Regions from separate parts of the Homo sapiens genome. Here region 2 is linked to region 1. Evidence: chromatin contacts called from ENCODE Hi-C or POLR2A ChIA-PET data. All regions are on one chromosome and are shown on one strand. The core of a region is the stretch at or near the end of the contact, and the rest is flanking DNA. Distances in the headings are between cores, read along the strand shown.

Region 1 (3,371 bases), core at 256-2,755:
TCATTTGTGCTACCTCATTCCTCCTGGACACTGGACAAGAACTTGGGTACCACAAGTGCGGGTACAAAAGCCTGTCACACTGACCCTCCACTGAGCTGTTAACACTTAAGCTGTCCACAGCAAAGCTAAAAGGGCATTGTAACACCCCTTCTGGGGCTTCAGGGGTTGCAGGCACCCTCACCAGATGCTGCTGCGGGGCCCACACAAAGTTTTGCTCCTTCAGGTGCCCAAAAGCACTTGCCCCAGCTCCTGCACCCGCTCACCTGCATGCTCCGCCTCCCATAAGGGGTGGAACACAGCAGGTCCAAGTGAGTGGAATGGCCCCTGCCAGCGCCAAAGTGGCTGGCTAGTTCCAGCGCCCCTGCATTCCAGTTCCTGCCAATGAAGGGGTCAGGGAAATACCCTGCTTCAAAATGTATCAGAATTTTTTTTCATTGCAAGTAGCAGGAAGCTCAACTCAAAGTGATCTAAACACGGACATCTATACTCAGAAGTACAGACATAGGGCAGAATGGAAGGTGTGTAGGTTTGTAGGTGCTGTGAGTCAACACTGTCATCGGGGACCCGGGTTCTTTCCATCCCTCTACACTTCCAGTCACAGTGTCTTAAATCTAGTGCCCTTGAGTTATAGGAGGGTCACCAGTAGCCAGGCTTCCTAGTTCATGTTCAGGAGTGACTCCTCATGGCTCCCCATGGCTCTGTTAAAATCAAAGAAACATCTTTTCCAACAGCCCTTTCAAACTCCTCATCGCATCTCACTGGCTGATTCAGTCATTTAAACCTGCTTCTCCCTAAAGCTGATCACTGGCTAAGCTAATAGGGTTTCCGGGATTGGTTTAGCCTGATACTAATCCAGGTCTACCTTCAGGAGCCAGACCAAACTGCCTATTGGCATTGCATTCTTGCAGTAGGGAGGGGAGGTATGGATGGTGTGGAGTCCACCACAAGGTCCATGCCAGTCTTTGCTGAACCAGCATCAGACTCCATCAAGCAACAGATGAGAGGTTCCATGATAAAGTGGCCCTCAGCAATCCCCATCCATTGCTGTCTAGGAAGAACAGTGCTTGTACACAGGTTTAGGACCTCAGTCTTGGCTGTAATCTTCTGGTTTACTTTGCCAGCACCAAACAGAAGGAAAGAAAGGGCTCAAATTTGACCAAATAAATTATGCTTCTCCTTCCAGAGATAACCTTGAGTCCTGTCTAGGAAGATATTAGAATTGTAAAGAAAAAAAAAATTACTCCTTATCCTATGGCAAGTGGAGTCTATGTCTACTTCAGCTGAAATTAAATCCTGTCCATAATAGATGACCCTTGCTCAAGCTGGCCAGAAGCCATACCAACCAGCACGAAGGTTAAAACTATTATTAGTTTTTTCTGTGATTTTCATTTTCAGGCCAAGTTTTAGAACAATAAGATTTTAAGAATAGGAAGTAAGTAAGATTTCTGCATATCCTGTTCTCTTAGTCAGCTGAATTTTTTTTTTTTTTTTTTTAGACAAAGTCTTGCCTCTTCACCCAGGCTGGAGTGCAATGGTGCAATCTCAGCTCACTGCAACTTCTGCCTCCCGGGTTCAAGCAATTCTCTTGCCTCAGCCTCCCCAGTAGCTGGGATTACAAGCCTGGCTAATTTTTGTTTTTAGTAGAGATGGGATTTCACCCTGTTGGCCAGGCTGGTCTTGAACTCTTGACCTCAAGTGACCTTCCTAACTCAGCCTCCCAAAGTGCTGGGATTACAGGCGTGAGCCACCGCACCAAGCCTGGAATCTATGTCTTACAGTTATGAGAATCAACAGCTAGCTCATTATGGGCAAGGTGATGTCACTCTGGCTTCTCAATGAAAATGGCATTTCTCCCTTGGAAAAGGTCATAGCCAGTCAGTCAGTCAGTCAACAAACATTTATTGAGTACTTACCAGGCACTGTGCTAGACCCTGGAGATACAGGAGTGGTGAATGAAATCAACATGGGCTCTGCCCTGGAAAGCTTCATGGAAAAGGCAGTCAATAAAAAAGAAAAAAGATAATTATGGATTATAATAATGATAAAGGACGTAAGCAGAGATGTGATGTGGAGTAAGTGTGTATTAGGAGCATATAGGAAGGCTGTTCTGAGAAGATGGCTCTCAAGTTCTTGAAGATATCCAAGTACTTTTCTGTCCACATTCTAAACCAACTGAAAAATAAGACGAAAAAAAAAAGCAACAAAAGGGCTGAGCACAGTGCCTCACGCCTGTAATCCCAGCTACTCTAGAGGCTGAGGCAGGAGAATTTCTTAAACCTGGGAGGCAGAGGTTGAGCCACCCCACTCCAGCCTGGGTGACAAAGCGAGACTCTGTCTCTAAATAAATAAGTAAGTAAATAAATACTTTAGGTTTAGATTTTTTTTTTTTTTTGAGACGGTCTCAGTCTGTCATTCAGGCTGGAGTGCAATGGTTCCATCACGGCTGACTGCAGCCTCGACCTCCCAGGTTCAAGCGATCGTCCCACCTCAGTCTCCCGAGTAGCTGGGACTACAGGTGCATACCACCACACCCAGCTAGTTTTTTTATTTTTTATAGAGACAGGACATTGCCATCTTGCCCAGGCTGATCTCAAAATCCTGGGCTCAAATGATCCTCCCTCCTCGGCCCCAAAATGCTGGGATTACAGGCATGTGCCACCACGCCCAGCCTAGGATTATAATTTTTTTATAGATTACCTCTACCTAGTTGACGAAAACGGTTCAGTGGCTGTTGCCCCGAGAGCAAGCATTCATCCCAGTTTACCAGGGGCTTTTCCAATGTTAGCAGCAAGAGTTCCATGTCCCAGGCACTCCTTCAGTCCTAGTTGTTCCAATCCTAAGAGGATGAGCAGAGGCCAGGGGCGTTTAGGGACAATTCCTCTCCATGGAGACCATGACTAGAAAAGACTGTACCCCTATGGCCGGGCGTGGTGGCTCACGCCTGTAATCCCAGCACTTTGGGAGGCCGAGGTGGGTGGATCACAAGGTCAGGAGATCGAGACCTTCCTGGCTAACACAGTGAAACCCCATCTCTACTAAAAAATACAAAAAATTAGCTGGGTGTGGTGGCGGGTGCCTGTAGTCCCAGCTACTCAGGAGGCTGAGGCAGGAGAATGGTGTGAACCCAGGAGGCGGAGCTTGCAGTGAGTGGAGATCGCACCAATGCACTCCAGCCTGGGCAACAAAGCGAGACTTGGTCTCAAAAAAGAAGAAAAAGAAAAGAAAAGACTGTACCCCTAATAGTGACTTTTGAGCTGGAAGCCAAAGGAGCTAACCAGGCAAAAACTAGGAGGAAAAACATCTCAGAAAGAGGAGACACCAAATACCAAGACTCTGAAGGAAAGGGTGTGATGTGATTAGAGGAACTGAGT
Region 2 (3,371 bases), core at 265-2,764, 170 kb after region 1:
CGAATTACTAGTCAATAATATACAAATTACCAGTGGAATAACTATTTGCCAGATAGATTTCTGTGAAGCAAACTTTTTAACTTTTTGTTTCCATAAACTGCTCTTATGGTCAGAATTGTGTTCCAGCTAAAGCCTGGCACGAGGCAGGCCCATGGCTTGGTCTGAATGGTGCTGATTGGAGCGCTTGTCCTGAACTTGCCATGTTCCTGAGATCGAGGCCTCCTGCACTTGTTCACAGGAACTTCTCTTCTCCAGCATGGGCTTACCACCCCGTAGTTGCACAGTTGTAGACCCTGAAGTGTAGCTTCTTTTTTTCTCTACGAATCTGGCATCTCCAGAGTCTAACAGAGGTAGGCCAAGCTATTTCAGTTCACCAGCAAGTTCTCATTATAACACGATCTGCAGAACAGTTCCTTAGATTGGAGGCTTCCAGTTTTAAAGTAAGTTAATATCCCACTTTATCAATATTACAGGTTCCAATTTTTCTTCCATGCGTCAGTCTTTGTGATAAGGAATAACTATATCAGTTGTTTTCTTATCTGTTGTATGTGGTTAATTATTTGCATTTTCTTGGTATATTGGTGAGTATATGCGTTTTTCCTGTTCTAGTCTGGAAGAAGTGTTTTCTCTCCTTAAAAACATTGAGGGAGTGAGCTAGGGGTGTGCTGGTAAGCCTGCTCTGGGAAGCAGGGTGGGGGAGTCAGCATTTGCTGGTTTTCCATGGTGTGACTGTTTCCTCTGTTGCCCAATTTAAGGTGCCAGGGGAATCTGGTTATAAAATTCTGGAATATTTAGCACTTGACTGTCATCAGCCGTGCAAGGTGGCTCCAAATACCACTGGAATGAGCTTATCATAAACAATTTAAAAGAATAACAAAATCCAGGCCAGGTGTGGTGGCTCATCTCTGTAATCCCAACATTTTGAGGGGCTGAGGTGGGAGGAACGCTTGAGCCCAGGAGTTTGAGACCAGCCCTGGCAACATAACAAGTCCCTGTCTCTACAAAAAATACAAAAGCTGGGCGTGGTGGTGTGTGCCTGTAGTTCCAGCTACTTAGGAGGCTGAGGCAGGAAGATTGCTTGAGCCCTGGAGGTCGAGGATGCAGTGAGCTGTGATTGTGCCACTGCATTCCAGGCTGGGCGACAGAGTGAGACCCTGTCTCAAAAAGAAACAAGATTAACATAATCTAAAGAGAAGCTTGGTGGTCCTTGAATTCCATAGTGCCTGACTTGTGCCAGGGTAGCCAGGCTTTTAGGGTGAGATAGTTGCAGTCTGGGTGGAGGTGCTTGTTCCCTGGGATTTGCTGTGGCATTTTGCTTCAGGGAGATGTATGACCATGTACAATATAATTGCCTTTCCAGCTCCGGGAAGCAGTTTGTTCGCTATATAAACATGTTGATAAACGACACGACGTTTTTGCTCGATGAAAGTCTGGAGTCTCTGAAGCGAATCCATGAAGTGCAGGAAGAGATGAAGAACAAAGAACAGTGGGACCAGTTGCCCCGGGTGAGGACGTGGTCCAGAGGCTTGGACAGCTTTGCAGGCCATCTGCCTCCACACACGGGCAGAGCTGCTTTGGGGCTGCATTTGTGGGTCTGATGATATGCGATCTGACATGCTGGGATTTTCCTTCCATGAAATCATATTGCAGGATTGGAATAGGAAAATTCTTAAATACCTTATCTGAAGCTAAGAAATGGGTTGAGAAGTCTTTGAAAATGTACACTGAAAACTTTCTCTGCCTTTTTAATTTTAAAGGGCTTTTTTGGAGATGAGCTTTTATTGTCTGAATATATTAATATTCATGAACATAATTAGGAAAGAAATCTCTAGAATTATGTCTGCTGGACAAGAATTTGATTTGTTCCTATGGGCTTCTCTAGGCAACTGTGTGAATCACTCAGGATCCTGGCGGGGTGTTTTTTCCCTTTCAGTTGATCTTGGGTTTTATATTCAGTTATTAATAGAAAAGAGGCCTGGCTTGCCAGGTTCCATGGAAAGCACGTGCCGTGCCAGTACCAGTGCTCTTTCCTGACGTGCGTAGCAGCCACTGAGATACTTCCTTGGTCGCTTATGAGGCCCTTGACAGTTGCTGGTGACTTCTTAGATTGGCTTAGGTTTATTGATTCTGTTCTTGGAATTGTCAGGCTCAGAATCAGAACTGATTTCCATAAGGGGTTCTCATGTCAAAGTGGGGACTGCTTTTTCTTCACTTTTTCTTTTTTTTTTTTTTTTGAGACGGAGTTTCACTCTTGTCGCCCACGCAGGAGTACAGTGGTGCGATCTCTTCTCACTGCAATCCCCGCTTCTCCGGTTGAAGCGATTTTCGTGCCTCAGCCTTCTGAATAGCTGGGATTACAGGCGCCTGCCACCACACCTGGCTAGTTTTTGTATTTTGTTTGTTTGTTTTTGAGACGGAGTCTTGCTCTTTCACCCATGCTGGAGTGCAGTGGCACGATCTCAGCTCACTGCAATCTTTGCCTCCTGGGTACAAGTGATTCTCCTGCCTCAGCCTCCCAAGTAGTTGGGACTACAGGCACCTGCCACTACGCCTGGCTTATTTTTTGTATTTTTAGTAGAGATGGGGTTTCACCGTGTTAGCCAGGATGGTCTCGATCTCCTGACCTTGTGATCCGCCTTCCTCGGCCTCCCAAAGTGCTGGGATTACAGGCGTGAGCCATTGCACCCGGACAATTTTTGTATTTTTAGTAGTGACGGGGTTTCACCATGTTGGCCAGGCCTGTCTTGGACTCCTGACCTCAGGTGATCCATCCGCCTCAGCCTCCCAAAGTGCTGGGACTACAGGCGTGAGTCACCGCGCCCAGACTTTTTTTTTTTTTTTTTCTTTTTTAATTTCAACTTTTATTTTAGATTCAGGGGATGGGGTACATGTGCAGGTTTGTTACATGGGTATACCGTGATGCTGAGGCTTTATGATTCAGCCTGTCACCCAGGGAGTGAGCATAATACCTAATAGGTAGTTTTCAACCCTCACTCCTCCCTCACTCCCCTCCCTTGTAGTCCCCAGTGTCTGTTATTCCCGTCTCCGTCCATGTGTACCAATGTTTAGCTCCCATTTATACCTGCTTTTCTTCTTATGTATTAAAGTTCTACCCATTCTCTGAGTAAGGTCCTATCCAAATACTCCCTCAGGTTTGTCTTCGCCAATCAGCATAGCTGAAAATTCTCACCTTTCTCCTTACTTCTGTAACACCCACTTTATACCATTCACAGTGCTTGGTATGCCCAGCTTATATTTTATTTACTTATTTGTTTTTTATTATTATTAATAAATAAAGACAGAGTGTTGATCTGTCGCCTTGGCTGGAGTGCACTGGCAGGATCATAGCACACCACAGCCTCAACCTCCTG

The links. A loop is a pair of places that touch in the nucleus more often than their neighbours do. ChIA-PET counts read pairs that join two places held with the same protein, here RNA polymerase II (POLR2A). Pooled maps may share reads with other maps.
Region 2: POLR2A ChIA-PET joins it to region 1 with 10 read pairs in T-cell. The contact joins two enhancer-like sites. A Hi-C loop is called at or near these places in 1 of 50 pooled maps. POLR2A ChIA-PET finds 5 or more read pairs at or near these places in 5 of 52 experiments (K562, MCF 10A, OCI-LY7 and 2 more).

What each region holds. Positions count from the first base shown.
Region 1 is chr1:9,989,711-9,993,081 of GRCh38, forward strand. It overlaps a transcript of NMNAT1 not described here. Among named protein-coding and RNA genes, the nearest start is that of RBP7, 5.8 kb to the right of the region's middle. RefSeq lists a silencer at 1,561-1,855. Within about 2 kb of position 1,506, at least 4 of the 41 ENCODE cell types and tissues checked have a DNase peak (open chromatin) inside an H3K27ac peak, as active enhancers do.
Region 2 is chr1:10,159,782-10,163,152 of GRCh38, forward strand. UBE4B (ubiquitination factor E4B) reads left to right here. Exons shown (of 28, transcript NM_001105562.3): 23 at 1,361-1,505. Among named protein-coding and RNA genes, the nearest start is that of KIF1B, 49 kb to the right of the region's middle. Within about 2 kb of position 1,515, at least 10 of the 41 ENCODE cell types and tissues checked have a DNase peak (open chromatin) inside an H3K27ac peak, as active enhancers do.